Linked DNA regions of Homo sapiens: regions 1, 2 and 3 are each linked to region 4. A link is a loop called in an ENCODE intact Hi-C map of the cell type or tissue named here. Cell type or tissue: dorsolateral prefrontal cortex. All regions are shown on one strand. Each heading gives the region's core, and the rest is flanking DNA. Links, peaks and the distances in the headings are about the cores only.

The links. Hi-C counts contacts between places; a loop is a spot of excess contacts. Peaks named below come from ENCODE experiments on the same cell type or tissue, not always from the same donor. Only the 100,000 strongest peaks of a DNase experiment are listed, where the experiment ranks them.
Region 1: it touches region 4 in a loop (5-fold over the local background); 92 of 110 quality-filtered maps call a loop at or near these places.
Region 2: it touches region 4 in a loop (2.4-fold over the local background); 8 of 110 quality-filtered maps call a loop at or near these places.
Region 3: it touches region 4 in a loop (8-fold over the local background); 104 of 110 quality-filtered maps call a loop at or near these places.

Annotation. Positions count from the first base shown.
Region 1 is chr11:120,298,112-120,303,965 of GRCh38, reverse strand. It overlaps POU2F3 (POU class 2 homeobox 3), which reads right to left. Exons shown (of 13, transcript NM_014352.4): 4 at 5,576-5,701; 5 at 4,240-4,342; 6 at 1,598-1,680. Among named protein-coding and RNA genes, the nearest start is that of TLCD5, 24 kb to the left of the region's middle. In dorsolateral prefrontal cortex, for the core only: a CTCF peak has its summit at 3,804 (motif pointing right); a DNase peak (open chromatin) is centred at 3,825.
Region 2 is chr11:119,664,535-119,669,534 of GRCh38, reverse strand. NECTIN1 (nectin cell adhesion molecule 1) reads left to right here. Exons shown (of 6, transcript NM_002855.5): 6 at 4,238-5,000. The coding sequence ends at 4,788. Among named protein-coding and RNA genes, the nearest start is that of NECTIN1-AS1, 43 kb to the left of the region's middle. RefSeq lists enhancers at 3,864-4,400, 4,401-4,939. In dorsolateral prefrontal cortex, for the core only: CTCF peaks have their summits at 2,763 and 2,963 (motif pointing left); a DNase peak (open chromatin) is centred at 2,944; H3K27ac peaks cover 3,118 bases.
Region 3 is chr11:120,169,772-120,175,807 of GRCh38, reverse strand. LOC107984399 (a long non-coding RNA gene) reads right to left here. Exons shown (of 2, transcript NR_159965.1): 2 at 4,127-6,036. It overlaps LOC124902773 (a long non-coding RNA gene), which reads left to right. Exons shown (of 2, transcript XR_007062923.1): 2 at 1-497. Among named protein-coding and RNA genes, the nearest start is that of TRIM29, 35 kb to the right of the region's middle. In dorsolateral prefrontal cortex, for the core only: CTCF peaks have their summits at 3,195 and 3,403; a DNase peak (open chromatin) is centred at 3,377; H3K4me3 peaks cover 59 bases; H3K27ac peaks cover 1,012 bases.
Region 4 is chr11:120,227,436-120,233,471 of GRCh38, reverse strand. OAF (out at first homolog) reads right to left here. Exons shown (of 4, transcript NM_178507.4): 4 at 3,138-4,604. The coding sequence ends at 4,330. Among named protein-coding and RNA genes, the nearest start is that of POU2F3, 9.7 kb to the left of the region's middle. In dorsolateral prefrontal cortex, for the core only: CTCF peaks have their summits at 3,270 and 3,475; a DNase peak (open chromatin) is centred at 3,481; H3K27ac peaks cover 335 bases.

The DNA.
Region 1 (5,854 bases), core at 855-5,854, 70 kb before region 4:
TCCGATCTTAAGGACATCTATCATTCCACAAGGATAGAGTGGAATCTGGGCCTAGGGGTCCAGGCACTGTGGCCAGCTAGCTCAAAGGGCTAAATCCACCTCTTCTCTCCTTTTTGATTTACTTTTTGTAGACTAAACATTACTTCTTCTCCTCTGGGATATTTGGGTTTACCATTCAGATAGGTATCCTTATGATGAAGAAGGTAAAAGGACCTCTAGAGAGAAGTTTAGGAGTCTTTCCCCCAGTGAAGGGTCTTTTAGTCTGAAACCATCATGAATTTGGTCTTAGTTTGCAGGGAGAGGGTGTGTGAGGAGAGTGTGGCATAGACCAGACCCTCAGGACAAAGCCCCAGTCCTCTTTGAACCTTCCTTTTCATTAAATCATTTGTTCTTTCATTTGACAAAGACTTATGGGGCTCTCTGCTAGACCTTCTCCCTCCTCCTTTCATCTCCAATCCACTGGCAAACTGCACTGATTCAACTTCCCAAAGCATCTCCTCAATCATCCCCTCTTCTTATTGCCACAACTCTAAGCCAATCCTTTATGACCCCTCCCCTGGATGATCTTCATAATCTTCTATGTGGTCTCTCTGCTACCAGTCTCTCCATGCCAAAATATGATAAGAGATGAGAGTTGATCTTGAAGATTCTAAGATCTCTTCCAGCTGTAAGCCCATGGCTATGAGATTCTGGAGAGGGCAGCCAGGAGGAGGCGGAAGAGCAGCTTATGATGCTGGTGTCCCCATTTCAACCACTAGATGGCGAGCTTCCCCTCCAGGTACTTTTAGTGGCCTCAGCCCTCTCTGAAGGCCGGGCTCTTGGTGAGCCATGGGGATCTTAGCACAGAGATCTCTGCAGTCATTCCCAACCATTCTGCCCAACCATCTGTGCAGAGCCATCTCATGCAGCTGTGCAGGTTATTAACTGTACAGGGGCACCCAGATCAGGGGAGGAATGGCAGCTAAGATACAGCTCATGCTGCTGTCGCCAATCTGTCCACCTTGGCATGAGACTGCACCTGGCCAGAAGAGGTGCCTTTTTCCTAGTTGGAAAAAAGGTGCTGTGTGGAACCATGGCAGCTCTGCAAACAACCCCTCTCCCAGACCTCAGCCCACTGGCCTATATACGTGCCCACTGCAGGAGGCAATCTGGAATAGTGGCCCAGAGGTGAAAGACACTGGCTTTGTGGTCTGGGACATCAGGTCTGTAGTATTCTAGTCTCCCTCTTGGGGCTTGAGAGCACCTAGGTAGGGTTCGTGGCCATCTTGGTATGCCTGAGAAGTGAGCTGAGCCTGGCTCTCAGAGGAGCAATGCTGGGGCCTGTGCAGGGTTGGAGTTCAGTGCCTGGAGCATGAAGGAGGCTGGCCTGGGAGCTGGAATCTCTGGATTCTAACTGTGGCCCCACCAGTGACACTTGGTAAATTGTCCCCCCACTTGCTGTAGCTTGGATTTCCCCTGTGCCAATGGATAGTTCCCTGCTATCCCCTCTCCCCAGAGGGGTTAGTGCCCTGTTAAAGGGGTAGGGGGAAACCAGTGAGTTAAACTCAGTGAGAGCTGAGACATTCCTAGAGGAAACAGGAAGAATGGGGTTGTTTACCTGGGATGCCAGTCCCGGCCCAGTCTGTGGGAGGAGGAGACCGCTTTGTTGCTGTGGAAAGGGGAGGAGATTTGGCTGCAGACCTGGGTGAAAGGGGAGGGACAAAGGAACAGACAAATAAAATCCAGGCTATTTGAAACACATGTGCTACAACTTTGGCACCACGATCACTGTCCCCACCCCCTGCCACCTGATCAGGTCCCTCCACCCACCTCAAGTCCCATGGAGAGGCCCTCCTAGCACTGCCAGGCATTGCCACATACAGGTGGAGGCAAATCAGATACAGGGATAAACAGACATGTAAACAGCAGTCCCCAAACCAGTCCTTCCACCTGCCCGCCTGTCTGGAGAGGCGTAGAGGCTAAGGAGGGTCAAGACGATCTACTCTGGGATCTGATTACCAGAGCTGAAGAAAACCAAGAAGGGAAAGGATGCAGGGTGGCTGCTGAGAATTCAAGCTAGGGCTGAGGATTTTGGCTTTCCCTGCAGGAGAAGTAGCTGGGTTATGGCTACAGAGGCCCAATCAAATCTGCGAGGATGCCAGACCAAGCAGATACGACCATACGGCTCTAAAGGGCAGTGGGCCTTAGCCAGAGGCATGTGGCTGACCAGGACATTTTATACTTGGGAGAGAGGGCTGAGAGAGGAGGGAAAGTCCAGGGCTGAGCCTCTGGAAACTCCCTTGGGCAGTATGTATTATACCGGCTTCTCCATCCTCCCCAGGAAAACGGTACATGAGGGACTCTGCCTGGTTGGTGGCTCACTCTCCCAGCAGGAGTGGGGCCATCAAACCACCAAAGCAGACAATGGGGTTGGTCATCCCAATCGCTTGTCACTCAACAGCACTTTGGGGTCTCTGTTTTCCCTAGGCTGTTCTGGGTCACAATGTACATACAGCATCTGCTGATGTTGACCTTTATGCTCTTCAGTTTCAAAAAGTCAGGGCTTCATTGTTCATTATTAAAATACATAGGCAAGAAAGCTCTTACAAGGAATCCAGAACTGGGAGTTGAGAGGCTTGGGTACTAATGGCAATTCTGACATGGCGGTTGAAATGGATACAGCCTTTTCACATGCATTATTTCAAGTGACTCTCAATAATCTCATGAGGCAGAGCCTTGCTATTATCCCATTTTTTCAGAAGAGGAAATGGAAGCTCAGAGAGGTTAGGTAACTTTCCCCAAAACACACAGTTAGTAAGTGACTTTTTAAAGAAACCAGTAAATTTTTCTGACTCCAAATTTGGAAGTGTCTTTCCACCACTGCATCATACACTGACCTAGGTGGTTATAAGCCTGGGCCATTTTCATGTCGCTCTCCAGTCTTCTGAAAACAAATTAAACTGTTACCTTCCCTTTTCCATTCCAGGAGTATGATGTTTATTTTTTAACCAAAATAAACACTTAAAAATTCAAATAGGGTCTCATTCATCACCATAATATTCTGAGGTGCCTTGGAAACTAAGGATAGTGACTGTCATTTGTGCAGGTGCTAAGGGCGGAAGGCAGAGTTGCATTTTGTTTGGATTCTGGATTTCCAAAACCTCTACTTGGGATTTGTGCAACAGGAGAGAGTTTATACTTCCTCCATTATTTTTTTTTTTCAGAGACAGAGTTTTGCTCTGTCGCCCAGGCTGGAGGACAGTGGTGCAATCTTGGCTCACTGCAACCTCTGCCTCCCAGGTTCCGGTGATTTTCTTGCCTCAACCTCCTGAGTAGCTGGGATTACAGGCATGCACCACCACACCCGGCAAATTTTTGTATTTTTAGTGGAGACAGAGTTTTACCATGTTGGCCAGGCTGGTCTCGAACTTCTGGCCTCAAGTGATCCGTCCACCTCGGCCTCCCAAAGTGCTGGGATTACAGGCGTGAGCCACCGAGCCTGGCCAACCCTCCATCACTTTTGACCCTAGCTGATGGAGATGGGAGTGGGACAGGCAGCACACTGTGATGACCAAGAGTATGGGTCTCAGCTAAACGGTTCTGGAACTTCCCAGTAGGTCACCAGAGGCATAATAGAACTACCTACTTTACAAGGTTATTTTGAGGAATGTCAGAAAAATTACTCAGAAGAGCTCCTGGCACATCATGCTCAAGAAATGTTAGCTATTTATTAATAGTTCAATCTATTTGCTCTTGGCCAGGGAGAAGTTCTCTGCGAGTAACTTCCCTGCCAAAGAAAACCTGAACACCCTTTCTACAACCTGTGGGTGGCACTGCTGCTCTCTCCAAATAGAATCACAGCCAGGCTTCCAGGAAGCAAGTCTGAATCTGTGTCCAGGAGAGATTTCCAAGGAATTGGGACTTGTCTGTACTGCATTTCCCAGGGCGCTTCCCCTCCCTTGTACAGCATAGCTCTGCTCCACGCCTGCACCTTCCGTCTCCACTCACCACGAAATTGAGGAGGTGGACCAGACCACCCAACAGGAGGCTGGGAAGGGGAAGCAGAGAAGGAGACTAAGCCTGGAGGAGCATTGCCAGGGTCCCTTCCTCAGACCCTGGGGTGGATAAGTAGGTCTTAATAGCAGATGGGTGACTGACTGACGCATGCTCTCCAATTAGGCCCCCTCACCCAGCAAAAAACAGCAGCAACAGCAGCACTTGACTGGACTTGGTCTAGGTGGAAACCCCCAGGGTTCTTACCTTGCTGCCCAGGCTGGGTCTGAGATAGCAGGAACTGGGATACAGACTGTAAGTGGCCGGGAACCAGCACAAGCTGCTGGAGCGGATGGAGGGAAGCCATGTCCTACACACGGAGAGATACACATACACCACAGAATTTACAAGCTGGGGACATCAGCCCCATCTGCCTGCCACTCGTCCGTCCCAGGGGTCTCCAGACTCAGAGACTTTGCAGGCTGACCTTGGTTTATGCCACTGTGTATCCCCAGTGTCTAGCAAATAGTAGCTACTCCGTTAACACTGGTATTGTTACAGCTTCTGCCCTCAGCCTAGGAGTCCTTACTACATATTGTTACTTAACCCTTGCCTCCTGAGTTAATTTTTGTATGTGTCAGTCCTGTCTCCCAACTAGACTATAAAATGCCCTGAAGGCAAAGCCTGGGTATGACCCATCTCTCAAAGTTTATCCTAGAGATAACATGCAATCCCCAACTATCCAATTCTTTTTAAATCTCATGCCACCTGGTTATGCTAAAAGCCATGCCTCGGCTGTTTCCTGGGCCAGAATCTTTCCTGGAGGGTGTTGGGGTGGGAGTTGGGGGGTGGAGCAAACTATTCATTCTTAATAAAACCAATTTAGTTAAACAAAAAGTCCAGGATTTCTCCTACCAGCCCAGGACATAGGACTAATAATTCCGATGCTTGGGGGATCGGGGAGTCCTCTGCAATGGAGACGCCAGAGCTCTGTGCCCCATGAGGTTGAGCTTAGGTTTGTGCACATAGAGAAGACCTGAGAAGCCCTGCTAAATGGCAGGTGAAGGGACAGATGCATATTCTTATGTGTTTCCAGAAAGGGGTGGCTCTTTCTCCCCCAGGTGATCCCTGCTGAGAAGAGGTCTCGTCATGTGAACGCCCTCCCGGACCTTGGCTGTTACTATCTCAGACGCCTCTTTCTTCCCCCACCAGCACTCCATTCTAGTTTGGCTCTAACAAAAAACCTTAGGGGAGGCAGAGTGGGCCCAATGGGGACAGAAACATTCTCTAACTGCAGCAGCAGCTGTCAACCTAGGATTCCCCTGAATGTGGCTGGCAGACACCAGCAGCTCAGCTGTTAGGTCCTTGGCTTTGGCAAGCCTGGGTCCTTTTTGTCTCTGAGAAGTAGAGGCCTCCCTCTTCACCTCCCTAGCTAGGCTTCACCTGTAAGAGGACTGTTTTAGAACCCTACTCACAGCCTCCAGATCTCTTTCCCACATTGCCTGCAGGGGGTTCTTTAGACGAGTACCAAGCATGGAAGTCGAGCATTTCACAGAGGGATTGGGTTAAACACACTGGCCCACTGTGAAAATCACAGTGTTACCTGACATGGGCTGGCATTTAGCCCAGACATTTGGTTTCCGGACATCATGGCAGGTCCTTGACTCAGGTGGCATGGCCGATGGGAGAGGGTCTGCTGCAGGGAGTCACTGAGATCTTCGGTTTTAATCTGCAAGTGGAAGCAAGAGGAGAGCGTCAGTGCTGGATCCCGTCAGGCAGTCAGAGATGGAAATGGCAGGAAGATCCAGGCAGGAAAGGAGTGACCAGCCTAGAGAGGAGAGAGCTAGCCCAGGGCCTACTGGGCTGCAGCTTACTTTTCCTG
Region 2 (5,000 bases), core at 1-5,000, 560 kb after region 4:
GAGCAGTTAGGCAGCTATTGCAATCAATAATCCAGATGAAAGATGAGAGTATCTTGGATCAGGGTGGTAGTGATGGAGACGGTGAGAAGAGATCAGGTTCAAGGTGCATTTTTTTTTTTTTTTTGAGACGGAGTCTTGCACTGTTGCCCAGGCTGGAGTGCAATGGCACAAACTTGGCTCACTGCAACCTCCACCTCCCAGCTCAAGCAATTCTCCTGCCTCAGCCTCCCAAGTAGCTGGGATTACAGGCACCCATCACTACACCTGGCTAATTTTTGTATTTTTAGTAGAGACGAGGTTTCACCATGTTGGTCAGGCTGGTCTTGAACTCCTGACCTTAGGTGATCCGTCCGCCTCGGCCTCCCAAAGTGCTGGGATTACAGGCATGAGCCACTGTGCCCAGCCTGCATTTTCAATTATAACTTACAAACTAGTTGGGACACCAGTCATTCCTGTGAAACAGATAAGACCGTACACTCTACCATACTGCAATGATGTGGCTTGAGAGGTCCAGAAAATTCAACCTAGTTGAGGAAGATGTAGGAGAGCTTTATTTTTTATTGGGTCTCTGCTGTTGAAGAAAGCACAAATGTAACAATAGTGAGCTTATAGACTACTGCAACACACTGAAATGAGTCAATCCCAAATGATCATGAGGCTGCCACTTCCTCAAACCCTGTCCTCATTCCTGCAGAAGAGAAGAACTTTAGCCATTTGAAAACTGGCAGAAGGACCAGAGCCAGCCATGGTAACTTCTAATTTGCATTTATTTGCAATTTATACAGGCTTTACCATGCTATGTCAGTATGTGATTAATGGAATGACCTTAGCAATTGTCACAACCAGAATGAGAGGTGCAGACCATTAGTACATAAAAATTCGAAAGAGAAAAAGATCACGGTAAACTGGAGAAGAGAAGGCTCCTGAAGAAGGGGCTGGAGAAGTGCAATCGGTGGGGAGGGAGGATGAGGAAAGGCACTCCTGGCGGGGCAAACTGCATGTGTAAAGGCTTGCAGTAAGGAATCAACTTGGATAACAAGGACAGCAAGGAAGGTGAGTTGACCAAACCCAAGATACGGTTGCATGATGGAAGCTTTGAAGGCCAGACTGCACAGCCCAACAGGCAGTTGGGGAGCCATTGCTGGTCTTTGAGAAAGCGAGTGGTTGTGTCTACAGAGTGAAGATTAACCTGGTGACTGCGGGTGGGGTGATTCAAGGCAGGCAGAGGCAAAAGGAAAGTGGGAGATTTAGGAATCGACCACAGCAGTAAAACCTGGCATAAGTTCCATGGTGGTGACAGTGGCGACAGGAAGTTGTATCGAATGGAGAGGGTTTAGAAGGAAGATGGCAAACCAGGTTGGTACAGATGGGTTTTGAAGTGGTGGTGAGAATTCCAAATGAGGGTGTGCTAGAGGTCAGTTTTTCTAATGTGTCCACCTAGATATCAGTTATGTGAGACTGTCTTGGAGGCAGGAGGTATGGGGTTCATGTTCCAGTATGTTGGGAAACATGGCATTTGACGTGTCCCTCTAGTAGTTCACAGTGTGCACGAGAAGGTAACAGGCTCTGATGCTTTTGTCTAAGCCAACATCTCGACCCCCCTATTTTTGCTGACCCTTTGAGCCAATGGTTTGAGATTCCATGGGCCACAGTTTGGGAGATGCTGTGGAGATACAGTCCCAGAGTTGGGCGAGAACTATGTACCCTAAATAATTTGGACAGCCAGCAGGATAAGGGTGACTCCAGAAGTTGATACTAGTCTGTCACTAGGAAAGAAAGCAGAGGGTCAAGGCTGAGGGTCCCAGGACAAAGCGTCCAGCGAGACAGCTGGAACAGAGAAAAGGAGCAACACAGCTGGAGATAGCACTCAGAGAGGAAAGCCGAGAACCACGGAATCTTGTATGGGAAGGCAAGGGACATGTTTCAGAAAAATGGCAGCTCCCTCCATCTGGATGCTTCCTTATCCTCCTGGCCTCTCCAAGTCCGGCCTCCTCCAAGAAGCCTTCTCTAATGCCAAGACACACCACCCCGTTCCCCTGCACCCTGCACTTCCCTGCCTGTTCCCTTAACATCTGCATGTGCTGTCTCTGAGTGTCCTTTGCTTCCCTGGGGAGGCTGTGAGTTTCTCATATCCCGTGACTAGCAGGATAGATGCTCAGTATGTTTGCTGATGGGAGGGATGGATGAAGAGAGGAAGGCAGGTGTAGACAGGAGAGATCATTCAGATCTGGGTGAGAACCGAGGAGGGGGGCAGGCAGGCTGAGTACAGAGGAGGCTAGGTTCTTCCCAGCTGCCTCTGGGGAACCCCTGGTGGAGGCTGCTCCCATCTCGTGGGGAGCAGTTGCGGGGCCCTTTTGAGGGCGGTAAACAGATGGGACCTGGTGAGCCGGGAGATGCTTGAGGTTCCAGGGAGGCTGCTGCGGAGACAGGCGGTCAGGACAAAGATCCCATGGATATGTACTGGGCAGCTGCTGGCTGACCTGCACCGAGGATGGTGGTGGCAGGTGGGGAGCGGGGTCCTCCATGGCAGTGCTCCTCTGCCAGTGCCCACGTGTATAGGAGCCCCTGGGGGGTCCTGGCTCAGCCGCGTGACCTTGGATGAGTGAGTGGCCTCCCCTTCCTTGGGCCCTGTGTTTTCGTCAGCCCTTCCCGCCCAAATTCCTGGAAGGCCTTTCCTCTTTCCTAGAATCTCCACCCTGCTGCAGCCTGCCGAGTGGGATAGCACCCCACACACGCCCCAGGAGGAGGGAGTGGGCTCAGGGAGGAGCATGATTCCCATGGAGTGAGAGATACTGAATCAGAGAGTGAGCTGGCAGCAGTATACAGGCAAACAGTATACGGGCAAACTGGCCCTTTACGTGGGCCTGGAGCAAGGAGGGCCTGAGCGGCTGAGGTCAGCCTTCTGGGCTTGCCCTAGACCCGCAGCCTAGTGGCTCTGACCGAGGCCAGCTGTGGTCTCTGGTGCCACCCTGTGGTGGTGCCAGGAACCATTTCCCTTAGCCTCACCTTAGGGCCTCTTTGGCCCGTGGCATGGCCCTGGTTTCAGCCACCTTCCCAGGCCCTGTAAGGCAAGGGAAGGGGCAGTGTTGGCCAAAGAACAGTACTGTGGCCCGGCCCCACTGGCACAGAAAGCCACCCACCCAGCCTTCTCTCCTGTCCCACCTGCTTCCTTTCTCTTCTTTTCACCTTTCCTGCCTCCTCATTTTGGCTGTGTCCACGGGGCATACAGATTTGCACACTCATGTTCATCATGTCGGCACAGGCATGCAGGCCCTCCCAGCATGTGCTCTCTGGGTGGCAGGCTTGCTATGACGGCAAGCGTGTATGCCTGTGCATGTGCCCACTTGTGTGTACTCGACATTGCCACGCACGCACACACGCACATGCTTTCACCCCCATTTCTGCCGTCCTTGCCCTGTGCTTGTGCCCTGCCATGCTGGTGTCTTACACTTATAACCCAGGCTGGCAGCACTGCCAGGCCCCCACCTTGCCCTGCAGGCCCAGACCACAGCCAAGAACCACAGCCCTAGTTTCTGGCACCTTGGCAGCTGATTGGCACTCACGGGGCATCTCCTGAGCCAGTGCCTGGGAACCTGTTTTCCCTGTGCCCTGCAGGCAGACAAAATCAGGTGCAGAACACCTAGGTGGCTCCTGGTTCTGGGTCTTGGAAGCCAAGTTGATAGTGTTGGGGCAGAGTGACTGCCAGGTGTCTGGCAGAGGGGTATCAGTGACATTTGCACACGTTCTATGTGCAGGAGAAGCAACGATGCATCATTGCTGGGTGGCCTCAGGCAAGTTCTTTAACCTCTGCAAGCCTCAGCTCCTCAGATATCCAATGAGAATGAATGGCATACCTCCTCAGGGTTGTGGCTGTGAATGGCATGGAGTGGGCAGTGTGCTGCAGCTGGAACTGGCACACGTGTCTCACTGCACCATGAATAGGGATTGAGCTGGGCCAGCACCACACCAAGGACAGTGGGGATGGAAGACCCTGGTGCTGTGGGTACTGCCCTCTGCCTCTCCTCTTGCCTGTCTCTCACTCCAGCTACCAACGCTGCGGCATGTTAGGGCTCCAGGATGGGTGGAGTGCTGCGGGGCCTCGAACTGGAGCTGCTCAAACCTGGGGTGCAGACAGCCTGTCCTTCCTGGCCTCTCCTTTCCCTGCCTCCCTCCCACCCCCTCTACACCCCAGGAGCACACGCTGATGCTGTCCCCTCCATCTCTTTTCCTCACCCAGAATTCCCCTACACCCCGTCTCCTCCCGAACATGGGCGGCGCGCCGGGCCGGTGCCCACGGCCATCATTGGGGGCGTGGCGGGGAGCATCCTGCTGGTGTTGATTGTGGTCGGCGGGATCGTGGTCGCCCTGCGTCGGCGCCGGCACACCTTCAAGGGTGACTACAGCACCAAGAAGCACGTGTATGGCAACGGCTACAGCAAGGCAGGCATCCCCCAGCACCACCCACCAATGGCACAGAACCTGCAGTACCCCGACGACTCAGACGACGAGAAGAAGGCCGGCCCACTGGGTGGAAGCAGCTATGAGGAGGAGGAGGAGGAGGAGGAGGGCGGTGGAGGGGGCGAGCGCAAGGTGGGCGGCCCCCACCCCAAATATGACGAGGACGCCAAGCGGCCCTACTTCACCGTGGATGAGGCCGAGGCCCGTCAGGACGGCTACGGGGACCGGACTCTGGGCTACCAGTACGACCCTGAGCAGCTGGACTTGGCTGAGAACATGGTTTCTCAGAACGACGGGTCTTTCATTTCCAAGAAGGAGTGGTACGTGTAGCCCCCCTTCCAGAGCCTCTGTCTGTGACCGCTCCTCCCCAGCCCCTCCCCGCACGCCCCCTGCCCACCCCCCACCTCCCACTCCAGGAGCTGAACAGAGACTTGCCCAGCTGCCCAAAGCCAGCCCCGAACTCCTGGGGGGCCAGGGGAGCCCAGGGCAGCCACGACTTGGCTTTGTGTTTTATTTCCTCCCTCTCCTCCGCCCTTCCCCAT
Region 3 (6,036 bases), core at 440-5,439, 58 kb after region 4:
ACGTATTTGGACAAAATGTAGCTCCTACAACTCCTTCCATTTAAGGATCTCAAAATATCTAAGAGCATGATCATTGCCCAGAGGGAGTGATCGTGTGTTGAGGGTTTCATCCCAGCTGGCATTCGGGCGGCTCCAGAATTCCTAATTCTTTGCCACGAAACTGTTTCCAGAGGAGCAGGTAAGCAAGGCTGGGTTCTTTTGCCTCTGTCTGAACCTGCTCCCCAGCCCTTCCCTTGAGTTCTGTACCCTCTTCCCCCATCTTGGGTCCTTTCAGCTTCCACATCTTCTTGAAGCAAAAGGGGAGAAGGTGGGCTGAGAGTGGGACAGAAATACCCCCTTGAACTCTCAGCCTCTCCTGATTCATCAAAGTGGGGAAGTTGGTTGCTGGAATGAGTGGGGGCGGAGAAGAGAGGAAGAGAGGGCTCTGCAGGCTGGGAATGATCCAGAACCCTCATTAATGTCTGACACCTCCAATAAAAGCTGCAGATTCCCCAAAAGCGATTTTTGAAAATCCTCAACTCTTTGAAGCTTGGTGTTTAACTGCCACTCCTTCCGCGGGCTTAATAGGAAACCAAGCCCCTTGGCTTGTACAAAGGGCATCACCTGGGGTAACACCCCTTTTCCAAGCACTTGAGATCCTCGTATAGGAGCCCTTGAGTCTTCTTGCAGCTGGGCATGACAGGGAGGCCTCAGTCCTTGCAGAATGAAGGGCAGTTTCCCCCAAGGCTTGTGGCTATGATGAAAGCTGAGGCTTATTGGCTGGAGTGGGTCAGAGCTGTGCAAGGGAGCAGGGGCAAGACTTGGAAGGCAGAAGGTGGATTGAGTGCAGAAATGTGGTTACGTCCAAGCAGTTATTTTTCTAGACCAACTTCTTTTTTTTTTTTAACTACCTCTCTCCATTTAACTGAAAAAGTGGAACAAATACATATGCTAAAATAGGAATATAATGAAAAGTAAGTCCCTCTTTACCGGAAGCCACCTGTCTCTCAACCTGGAGGCAACTACTATGAACAGAATTTGTGTATCATTCAGAAATTTCTTATGCTTTACATGTACCTTCTTTTCTTGGGCATAAACAGGAACATAGTATCTCCACTGTTCCATATATGACTTGTTTTTAACAATATATCCTGCAGATCCTTACATAAATCGACTGCATTTGTATATGCTTATAAATCTACTTCATTCTTTGCCTGGTGTTATATAGTATGGGTACCACAATTTATTTGCTCCATCCCCTAATGATAGATATTTAGGTTGCTTTCAGTCTTTGTTATTACAAACAAAGCTGCAATGAACAGTCTTGTACAAAGACATCTGTGCTAATATAACTGAGGGGTAGATTTCTAGAAGAGAAATTGCTGCATTTGAGATATGTACCTCGAGTTTGCTAGACGTTGTTTAGGTTGTTTTCTGACTAGCTAAGATTGCATATGAAGTGGTGGAAGAATTGGTTGTCAACTCTCCATCCCTGCTCCCCACATTCTACTTCCTATCCTTTGCAAGAATGGGATACAATGATGGGGATAACTCCCCCAGTGGGGTGACTGAAAATCATTTTTGATGGGCTTTGGGAAGCACAAAGAGAGGTTTTTGTTTTCAGAATGACCCACCCTCCTAATGATGTGGGCTCAGGCTGAGCACTACCTGAGTCCCTGAGCAGAGCCAAAATGAAGAGGGCCTGTGAGGGCCAGAGGTGTCAGTTGGACTCCTCCACAGAGCAGAACCACTAGCCCATTCCTGGGAAACTCCACGGGCTCCCCAACTTCTGCTCACAAAATGCTGCAATCACTTGTGTTGTGGTTTTAACTTTTCAAAGCCTTTTGCAGCCGACGTTTCATTCCACTTCAGCTGGGAGGGAGGCCAAACAGCGATTGTTAGATGAAAAGACTGAGATCCAGAGAGGCTGTGTGATGATGGCGAGTGGTCATGAAAATGTACTGGCTCAAGTGTGAGGAGTCTAAGTTTCAAGTCCAGCCCTGAGGTCAGTTAGCTGTGTAGCCCTAGGCTTCTGTTGAAGTGTTTGGATAGGATGGTCACCAAGCCCCTCACCATTGAGGGTGTGATCTGATGACTGTTCAAGTCCTGCAGTTGGCTTGGAGACAAATGGGACATGACCATTCTCAATTGGCTGGCTGTTGAGGATTCGTTGAGCCAGATGTTGGGTTGCCCATCATATGATGGCTCCAGGCAGTACCACCGTCCTGATGTGGCTCCTGTCTAGGCAGCAGAGGGTCTCTGTTTCCTTTGAGTGCTGGAGCATGCTCTCAGATGCCTCTGGGGGCAGTTTCTGTGGAGGGTATTGTACTGCAGGCAGGGAGACACAGCAGAGGCTGGAGCAGATGGGATTGGCCCAGGCTGCTAGGGACGAGGACCCCCCATGCAACCCCTTTCAGAAGCACTGTGGGGGGAACCCCTCTACCCCATTAACGCCCCTATAATTTATGCCATCTGCCCCCATAAAACCAACCCATCTCCAGCGTCTGGTTCTCCAGATGGCCTTGGGGGCCTAATCAAAGCCAGGCCCCTCGCTGGCCTCTTCCTCTCATACTGGTCTCTTTATAGCCTTCAGCCATCCCGGCTCCAGGCCCCCTTAACTCCTTCATCCCCAGATTCCTCCTCCTCCCGAGGATCTCTGTTCTGTGCCCTTTCAACGCCCTGGACTAGGTTCACACAGAGGAGGCCACCCCAAAGTCAAGTGTGATTTCTTGGGAGAATCGCTAGATTGGGATCAGGATCCTATGGCCACCGCTGACTTACTGAGTGGCTTTGGGACAGTCATTTGACCTAGCCCCCGTTTCCCTATTTTTGGCAAGCAACATTTCAATGAAGAGCTTGCAAGATGTTTTTTACCTACATGGTCTCATTGAAACTTCCAAAAGGAGGTAATTACTCCCCTTCTAACAACTGTCACACGGGGACATTCACGGCAGCATGGGCTGCGGAGAAGAGGAAGTAATACAGAGGTCCGCAGTTACCAAGCCAGACTGGGGAGGGGCCCCACGCAGGTGGCACGAGCCCCTCTCTCCAGGCAGGTCAAGGTCCCCCATGGGAGGGCGTGGGATCTCCCCACAGCTCTGTTGCCGTGACTTCTGGAGACTGAGGCTCTGGCTGTGACTCTTGACACAGGACAGTGTGGGGGAACTTGGGGGAGGCAGAGAAGAGGCCACGTGGAAAGCAGCACTTCTGTTCCACGCCACTCCGCTGAACCCCACAAGGCAGGGGGTGCAGGTCAGTGACAGCCCTCATGCTTCCCAGAGGAATCAGAGCCTGTCCCCGCTGAAGACAAGACAGGCGCAAACAGGCCACACAGGAGCAGGAGGGCTGCAGCCAGTCCCACAGGAGGAAGGGCTGCGCCAAAGGTAGCCCAGGCATCGGGTGGCTGGTTGAGTAGTGGCGTGGAGACACCCTGTGGTGAGATCAAGGAATCACAGTTTGGTTCCCTCCGAAAGGGGATGCGACAAAAAACCCAGAATCAGCGTTGAGTTTCCACCTGTGCTGGATAGATACTTTCCAGAGACCTCCTTTCCCCATCCCGGTGCTCTGGGAGGGTGACGTGCCAATGCCCAGACTCTGCCACCATCCACCTTCTAGCTCTCCCACTTGCCAGCTGTGTGATGGTGGCAACTTACATAACCTCTTGGAACCTCAGTTTTCTTGCCTGTGAGATGGGCTACTTCGTGGGGTTGTTGCACGGATGGGGGCAAGTGCTTGCCCAAGGGCCTGGTATGTAATAAGAGCGAAACAAAGTTGGCCACTGCTGGAGAGGCTACATCTTGTCCAGTGTCACATAGTTAGTAAGGGACTGGTGCAGCAGGGATTGAATCTAGGTTTCTGCAACTCTGCCTCATGGGAAGCAGGGAAGTTGACTGTTGAGTGTCCCCACTCAAAGGCCACGTTTATTTCTGAGATGGAGAAGGTACAGTTAGAGCTCACCTCAGGTGGGGCAAGAGAGAGATGACTGGCCACATCTGACTTTCTGGCAAGCCCAGCTCCAGTCAATGAGAGAGCAGAATCTCCCACAGGTGGGAAGAGGTGTTGGTGCTGCCTCTCCTGCTTCCTTCTCTGTCCCTTCCCCTACCTTCCCCCAGGACCAAGCACCTGGAATAGAGATGGACTCTCTCCCTTCCATTTTACTGAATTTATTTTATAAAGACGGGGTCTGCTGTGTTGTCCAGGCTGGTCTTGAACTCCTGGGCTCAACTGATCCTCCCGCCTCAGCCTCCCGAGTAGCTGGGACTACAGAAACACACCATCATGCCCTGCTAATTAAAAACAAAAACAAAAACAAACAAACAAACAAAAACCAAAGTGTTTTTTGTTTTTTTGTAGAGATGGGGGTCTCATCATGTTACTCAGGCTGGTCTTGAATTCCTGGCCTCATGTGATCCTCCCGTCTCAGCCTCCCAAAGTACTGGGATTACAGGCATGAACCGCCATGCCCAGCTCTCCCTTCCATTTTAAAGAGGAGATCATAGGCTTGGAGAACCCAAGTGACTTGGGCAAGACTGAACTGGCAAAGAGCAGAGTCGAGATTGGGCTGGAGGTCACATTCCTCCATCTGTGACCTCGGACACTGCTCCAGCCGCCATCTCCACGGTGGGGCTTGGGCCCAGGTGCTTGGCTTAGCTAGGCCAAGCAGTGATAGAACATGAAGGACGGGGTGGACTCTTTCCTAGGGTGTTCGGATGACCAGCTCAGAGGCTGGTCCCCACTGGCCAGTGGCCTGACACTGCCGTCCTGCTGGACATATGCACATAGCAGGCAATGCAGGCATTGCTTAGTCCTCGGCTCTTAAATGTCTGGGCCAATCCCAGCTGCAGCCAGTGCTGCCTCGGTGGAGTCAGTGAGTCTTCCCCAGGATCTTGTCTACCCTAACACGTGCCCTGCACCACAGGTTTGCTGAGGGCACTGATTTAGGCTGAGAGCTCATTATGAGGGACAAGCTAGGTGTTATGTGTTGGGTGAGGGTAGAGTTACTAAGCTGTGTGTGTTGTGGGGGGAGGTTGGCAACAAGAGCTGACGTTCATCGTGCCTGTGGCAGTGTGCCCGCTACCCTCACAGCCACTCTGTGAGACAGATGCCACCATCCCGTCAATTTTACAGACGAGAAAACTGAGGCACAGAAATAAAGAAACTGGCCCAAGGTCACACAGTCAGAAGATGGCAGAGCCAGGATTTGAACCCAGGCAATCTGACTCCATAGCCCATGCTCACCACCATTGCCCCCGACAGCCTGTATAAAGGATAGGGCAGTTGGGCTCGACAGAAAGTAGGGTAATGGGGTCCGCAGAGGGACAGTTGGGGCAGGGAAGGGGGCTGCAGGTTCCGATGAGCAGTTGGGGCAGGCTGTGAGGAAAACCAGTGTGTTGGGGGCTTCTTGTGAGAGGCAGAGAGCCTCGGTCAGAGGATTAGAGGTTGTGCCCTCTCCCCGAGAGCAGAGCACTACCTGCAGGCAAGGTATCCCGGTGTGCCAAGAATGGGTTACAAGTGCGTGGTCAAGACAGAGATCTCCCCTCCCCCACCCGACCCTCCAGAGGGTCCAGGGGCTCCCGGGGCATCTCTGGCCCCCTCCCCCAGCCCCGCCTCTGGCTGAGAGCAGCCATCGCCTTACTTCACTGTGCCATAGGGCAGCGTCGTTTCCCGCGAGCCGCGCTGTGAGAAAGCCAGGGAGCCCTGCCTGGGGGCAGCCCCGACTGCAGGTCGCCCAGTGCCCGCGTCCTCCCAGGCACAGGAGCTTGGCACTGCGGGCGCTACTTCCACAGCGGCAGCCGCCTCTGCCGCTCCCAGTGCCAGGCACAGGCAGCCCACTTCCACCTAGGGCTGCTCTGTTATTGGCGGTGGGGTTAGGCCTGACCGTCAGGGTGGGCTCTGCGTTCACCAAGCTCAGGGAATCCCCGAGAAGCTCATTCAATCCATTCGGCATCCCGGCGCCTGCTGCCTTCCACAGGCTGCACGATCCTGGGCAGGGGACCCCCGTGGATTCCAGATCCATCATGAGGATGGTGGAAATAGTAATGCCCACCGCAGAGGGCA
Region 4 (6,036 bases), core at 512-5,511:
CTGTGAAGGTATTTTATAGACGTGACTACCTTTATAATCAGTTGACTTTAAGTAAAAGATCACCCCTGTATTGCGGGTGGTCCTCATCCAATCAGTTGAAGGCCTAAAGAGCGAAAATGGAGGTTTCCTGAAGAAGACATTCTGCCTTAAGACTATAACACAAGAGTCCCGCCTGAGCTTCCAGCCTGCTGCCCTGCCCTACAAATTTCAGACTCCCGGCTGGCCACAACATTAAGTTTTGCCTCAGCTGCCAGACTGCTAGTTTGTTAGGATTTTGGGCTTGCCAGACCCCAAAATCCAGCAAGCTAATTCCTTAAAATAAATCTTTCTCTATGTGTGTATCTTACTGGTTCTGTTTCTCTGGAGAGCCCTGACTGATACCACAGGAATATGAGAGAACGGGAACTTTCAGACACTGCTAGTTGTGTGTAAACTGGAACGGCCCCAGCTGTAGGGTGATCTGACAGCATCTACAATGTTCACGCCTGTGACACAGACATTCCAGTTGCCTGTTTTTTCTTTTCTTTTTTGGAGATTGAGTCTCACTCCATCACCCAGGCTGAAGTGCAGTGGTGCGATCTTGGCTCACTGCAGCTTCCGCCTCCCGGATTCAAGCGATTCTCCTGCCTCAGCCTCTCAAGTAGCTGGGATTACAGGCGCCCATCACCACGCCGGCTAATTTTTGTATTTTTAGTAGAGAGGGGGTTTCGCCATGTTGGTCAGGCTGGTCTTGAACTTCTGACCTCAGGTGATCTGCCCGCCTCGGCTTCCCAAAGTGCTGGGATTAGAGTCAGTTGCCTGTTTTTTCTATTCCTGCCTACAACCTGGCTTGTAAGAGCAAGTCACAGTAAACAATTCGATTTTCCATCAGTAGCCAAATGGCCAATAGACCATTTGGGAGAATATTAGGCGATTAGACATGGAATGCCCGTGTTGGGGAAGACCTTGGAGATAACCCAGTGAGACCCTCTCTCTTATGGGATGTGTGTGACCCACACAAGGTCACACAGAGCTGGGCCCCAGCGGGTGCCCATGCTCCTCAGATACAATGCTGGCCTCGAGCCTTTGGTTCTTGAGAGTGGCACTTGCCCTCCTTTTTGCCGGAGTCCTTGTCCCCTCATCCACCAGAGCCAGGTCCAATAAAGACCCTGGGGTAGAGGTCCTCCAGCTGTGGCCCACAGTTCCCCCACTGAAGGCCTCCCTTGGCTAACAAGCCTGAAGGGAGAGATGCCTGAAGAAAACCCACAGGAAGTCCATAGTGAGGTCCAGCCCAGCCCGGGTGAGGTTGCCCAGGGAACCAGGCACAACTCATCCTCCCGGCTTGCAGCAGCACCAGTCAGGGCTGGGTTTCTGGCCTCCCCGAGGGTGCTTTGCTTACCCTGGCAAACGGAAATCAGGCAGTTCTTCCTGCCAATTCTGGTCCCAGGAATCTTTGGACACTGTCCCCACCACCCCCTGCCCACATGTTCAATGATTGCTACTACAGAGACTGGCCCAGCAGGTGCTCTACACTCCACACTCCTCCCCGTCCCACCGAAGCCTAGGTCCCCTCCTGTGGGTGAGCTGTGCTCTCGGAAGTTCTGGCTGGCCAACCTCATAAAGCACTTTGGGTTGGGAGGGGGTGTGGAGTAAGAAGGACAGGGGTTGGATCTCAGTTCTGTTCTAACAAGATGCCTGGACTTGAACTTGGGCTGGTCACACAATTTTATAAGGGAGCCACATCTATAAAATGTTACAGAGTCACTACAAGGAGCCAATGGCCAATTTATATGAAGGCACATTGTAAACCCTAAAGTCCGCAGAGAAATAAGTACTGATATTACCACTCCCAAGTGTTTTACACGGCCACAAAAGCCTCCTGCGATAGGGAAGTCTTATCTCAGTGTTTGCCAAACAGCTGACCACCTACATCTATTTCAACAAGCTCCTAAGTGATTCTGATGCACACTAAAATTTGCTTTTCAGCAAAGAAGTGACTGTCACGGCAGGATTTCAGGTGCTGTGACAGTGGGGCTAAGGCGGTTGGGCGAGTGCTTTGGAATGGTGGACTCGAGCCCTTGGATGTGGCCCTGTGGGAGGTGCCTACTTTGCAGAGTGTTAAGGTCAGCCCAAAGTCTCAGGGATTCTTCTCATCACCATCCCCTGAGACTAAGGAGCCCAAGGCAGCTGGTGTCTGTAGTGATGGTGTCCAGAGCCCCCTCACTGCAGGGGCCAGACAAGCTAGGAGGTGCTAGTCAAGGAAGGTCAGAAAAACACTCCAAGTCTTGAAAACATTGCTTTTTAAAAAAGCATTATTTTTGGTGACTTGGAAATCAGAAGGGAAAACATACTGATTTGGGGACTCCCCTTCCATCAAAAAAGGCACACAGGAGGTAGCAGGTGCCTTCTCCAAGTATCCCTTGCCCACCTGGAGCAATGGCTGGGGCTTGGGATGGAGGCCCTGGCAGAAAGGGAAGGAGAAAAAGGACTGGGGGGTGACTGATGGGACAGCTCCCTCCCCATCCCCCAGCAAGGCTGAGCTGGTCCTTGAAAACAGGTTCAGAAGGGAGGTGTGCCCACCTGAAAAGGTTATCTCCCCGCTGACCCTCAGCTCAACCAAGGCCAAGCAAGCCCAGCTCCCTCAACCCTCTGGCCTGCATGAGTTCAAGGGGCAGTTGCAGCCTGTTCTGGGAGTTCTGGGAGCAGAGTAAAGGGGACCACCCTGCAAACCCCTTCCCTCGCCAAGGCCTTCAAGGAAGGATCTGACTGTCCCCATCTCTTCCTTGAGAAAGTTGGGTCACCTGGGGAACCCATGAGACTCTTCCAACCCCTAAAACACTCCTGCCTCCACCTTGCCAAATCGTTACCATCTTCCAGCCTCAACCCACACCCCAACTCTTCCAGAAAGCCTTTCCCAATACATGCAGCCTGCACATCCCTCGCTCTGGAACCATCCAGAACCCTGCCCGGCACTTCCTATTACAGCCTCTTCATGTTGAAAGATACTTTGGAAGTGAAGAGCCTTCCAGATGTCTGATTTCATTGAGTCAGGCTTATAGCTGCAGGAATGTCTGCTTTTTTCACTAATAGTAATGATACTAAGAATGGCTAACAGCACTATGTGCTAGATGCTTGACATGCAAGAATTCACTTCGGTCTCTTAAGTAAGCTCATTTTATAGCTAAGGGAGTGGAGGCACAGAGAGGTCAAGCAACTTGACCCATGGCTGCACAGCAGGTAAGTAGCCGAGCCCAGATCTGAAGCGGGGTTCCAATCTCCACCCCATCTCTTGCCTTCGCGCTGGCTATTTCTGACTGGCTTACTACGGTTGCAGCTATGTCTGTCTCATTGTCTTGGGTGCAGAAGTTTTATCTCATCCTTCCCTAGTAACATCTTCCTTCTCCTCCTTCCTTCCTCAAATGGCTGAGCACACAGTAGGTGCTTTCGAAGTTCTTGTTCCAAGATAGGCCACTGCTAGGGTGTGGGGACACTTTCTGACATCAGGTGGCAGCATTGGCCAAAAGTTTTCTCCAAACTCTGGGTCTCATTAGTCAAGTAAAAACTTAAAACGTTTATTTCTGGTAGAAATGATAAATACTTTGCACTAAAAATCTGGAATTCAAGTTTTCCTCGTACTTCATGCTCCCTCCCTGCCCCAGAACCTTACAAAAATATTTCTGTGTAGAGAGGGAAAGAGCTGGTGCCTGCTCTGGAGGCAACGTCCAGGTCCGGGAAAGGCACTCGTGGTCTGTGATCTGTCTCAGTGATGGGAGGTCTCCACTCGCCCCACAGGCAGCCTCGGGGCCAGAGATGAGAATATGCTGTAATCCAGTACAGGGGCTGCGTCGTGGGTCCCCAACAGCTCCTTCTTTGGGGATAGTGAGCCCCTTGTTGGGGAGTAGGAAGGGACTGAGGGGCCAGCTCCTTCCAGATGTGTGCATGGGGAAGGGAGTTGTGTCTGGGGAGGTGGGTGTCCAGGTATAGACTCCTTTTAGGGTCTAAACGTTCAAGGAGTTCAACAGAACAACCAGAGGCCATCATGTTTTGGCAGCTTGCAAGTGAACACTCCAGGGGAGATGCAGGAGGGAGGGGTGTAGATCTGGGGAGCCCTTCTCTCCCTCTCTGCCCGCAAGGAAGGCACAGGGTGGGAATGGGGGTGCCTTCATGAGACCCCCTGCCATGCCACACCCCCTTCACAGTCATGTGAGATGGGGCCAGAGGGGCCCAGGCTCTAGGGCCAGGGGAGTGGGGAGGGAGGGAAATAAGGCCTCAGGTGGGGGTTGCCACCCCCTCTAGTGGCTGGTGAAGAGCAGTGGGCCCAGAGCAGCCACCCGCCAGGTTGCTCCCACCCTAGCCTGGGTAGGGATCCTCATCCCAGAGACACAGCTGCCTCTGGGGCACGTAGAAGTCGAAGCTGTAGCTCTTCTGGCAGCTGCGGATGCCACACTTGTAGGGCGTGGGCCGGTCGCGGCTGTGGCAGTACTTGAGCATGCAGGGGTACCAGGCCAGGCTCAGGCCATAGCGGCAGACGCAGGGCTTCCCGTGGTCCCCCACCTGCCTGCAGCGAGGCAGCTCCGCCTGCTCTGAGGCCTTGGGCAGAGCCTCGAACACAGAACTGTCCACACCTGGGGGAGAGAGGCAAGGATCAGGGAGGGAGGGAGGGAGGGAGGGAAGGAGCTCCCCTAGTCAGAGGCCGCTGCCATTCCCCACTTGGTCTCCTCTGTCATCCCACAGGCATTTACAGACACCTCCATTTCCAAGCTTGCCATGGGACACAGAGGTAAGACCTGGTTACTAGGCTCCTCCTTGCTGGGCTCGTGGGAGAAACAGATTAAATAGGAATCACCCTCCTCTATGGCATCAACTGTGTGCTACGGGCTCTACTTACAGTACCTCCATCAGTCACCCCATGGGCTAAGTATCGTCATCCCTGTTTTAGTGATGAGAACATCGACCCAGAGTTTAATGATCTGGCCAAGGTTTCAAGGCCTCCACTAGACCACACTGCCACCCAATGCTTTAAAAAATCACCATACCGGAGTGTGCTGAGATAGAGGCGTGGGGAGACAAGGTTGGAAGTCAAGGAAGGCTTCTTAAAAAAGGTGACATCTGGCCGGGCACAGTGGCTCATGCCTGTAATCCCACTTTAGGAGTCTGAGGCAGGTGGATCACCTGAGGCCAGGAGTTTGAGACCAGCCTGGCCAACACGGTGAAACCTTGTTTCTACTAAAAGCACAAAAATTAGCTGGGCACAGTGGCGGGCACCTATAATCTCAGCTATCCTGGAGGCTGAGGCAGGAGAATTGCTGGAACCCGGGTGGCGGAGGTTGCAGTGAGCCGAGATCGTGCCATTGCACTCCAGCCTGGGGGACAACAGTGAGACTTTATCTCAAAAAAAAAAAAGTGACATCTGAGTAGGGCTAGGCAGAGAAGGGCCAGCAAAGCACACCCACAGTGGGGCAGGTCAGGTCAGGGTGGCCAGGGCTTGGATCAAATGGGAAAGTGTGCATATTGGGGCGCTGGAGGAGACGGAAGGTACCGGCCTGATTAGGCTCAGGGGCTGTATGGGAGGGGCCAGCTTCTGGAGGACACTTATGTCAAGCTTGCGGCATAGTCTGGGGTGCAGGCCATGGGGGAGGGTGTATGTGTGTGGGGGGCAAGACCACAGCTTGGTTGGGTATTTCTAAATCTGGGCCTGCCCTGGGAGGAGCAGGCATTTCACCAGTGCTCAGTTGGCTGGCAGAAGGCACAGGGGCTCAGAGTTGGAATGGCGCCATTTCCCTCTCCCCTCCACACAGGGGACCTGAGGGCGGTCCTGGAAAAGGTACCCAGAGAGGGGTCAGCGCTGAAGTCACAGAGGTCAGGAAGGCAGGGACCATGCAGTATGGAGAGGAGCTTCCAAGGATCTTGGGGCAGAGATGCTGGCACCAGGGAGGGCCTGAAGCTGATATCTGAGAGGTGTCAGTGGAGGGGGGCAGGGTGTCCTTGTGCCCCACACCCATGACAGAAGGCCCCATCTCTGTGTCCTCACTAAGGGCAGGGACAAGGGGAAGTACC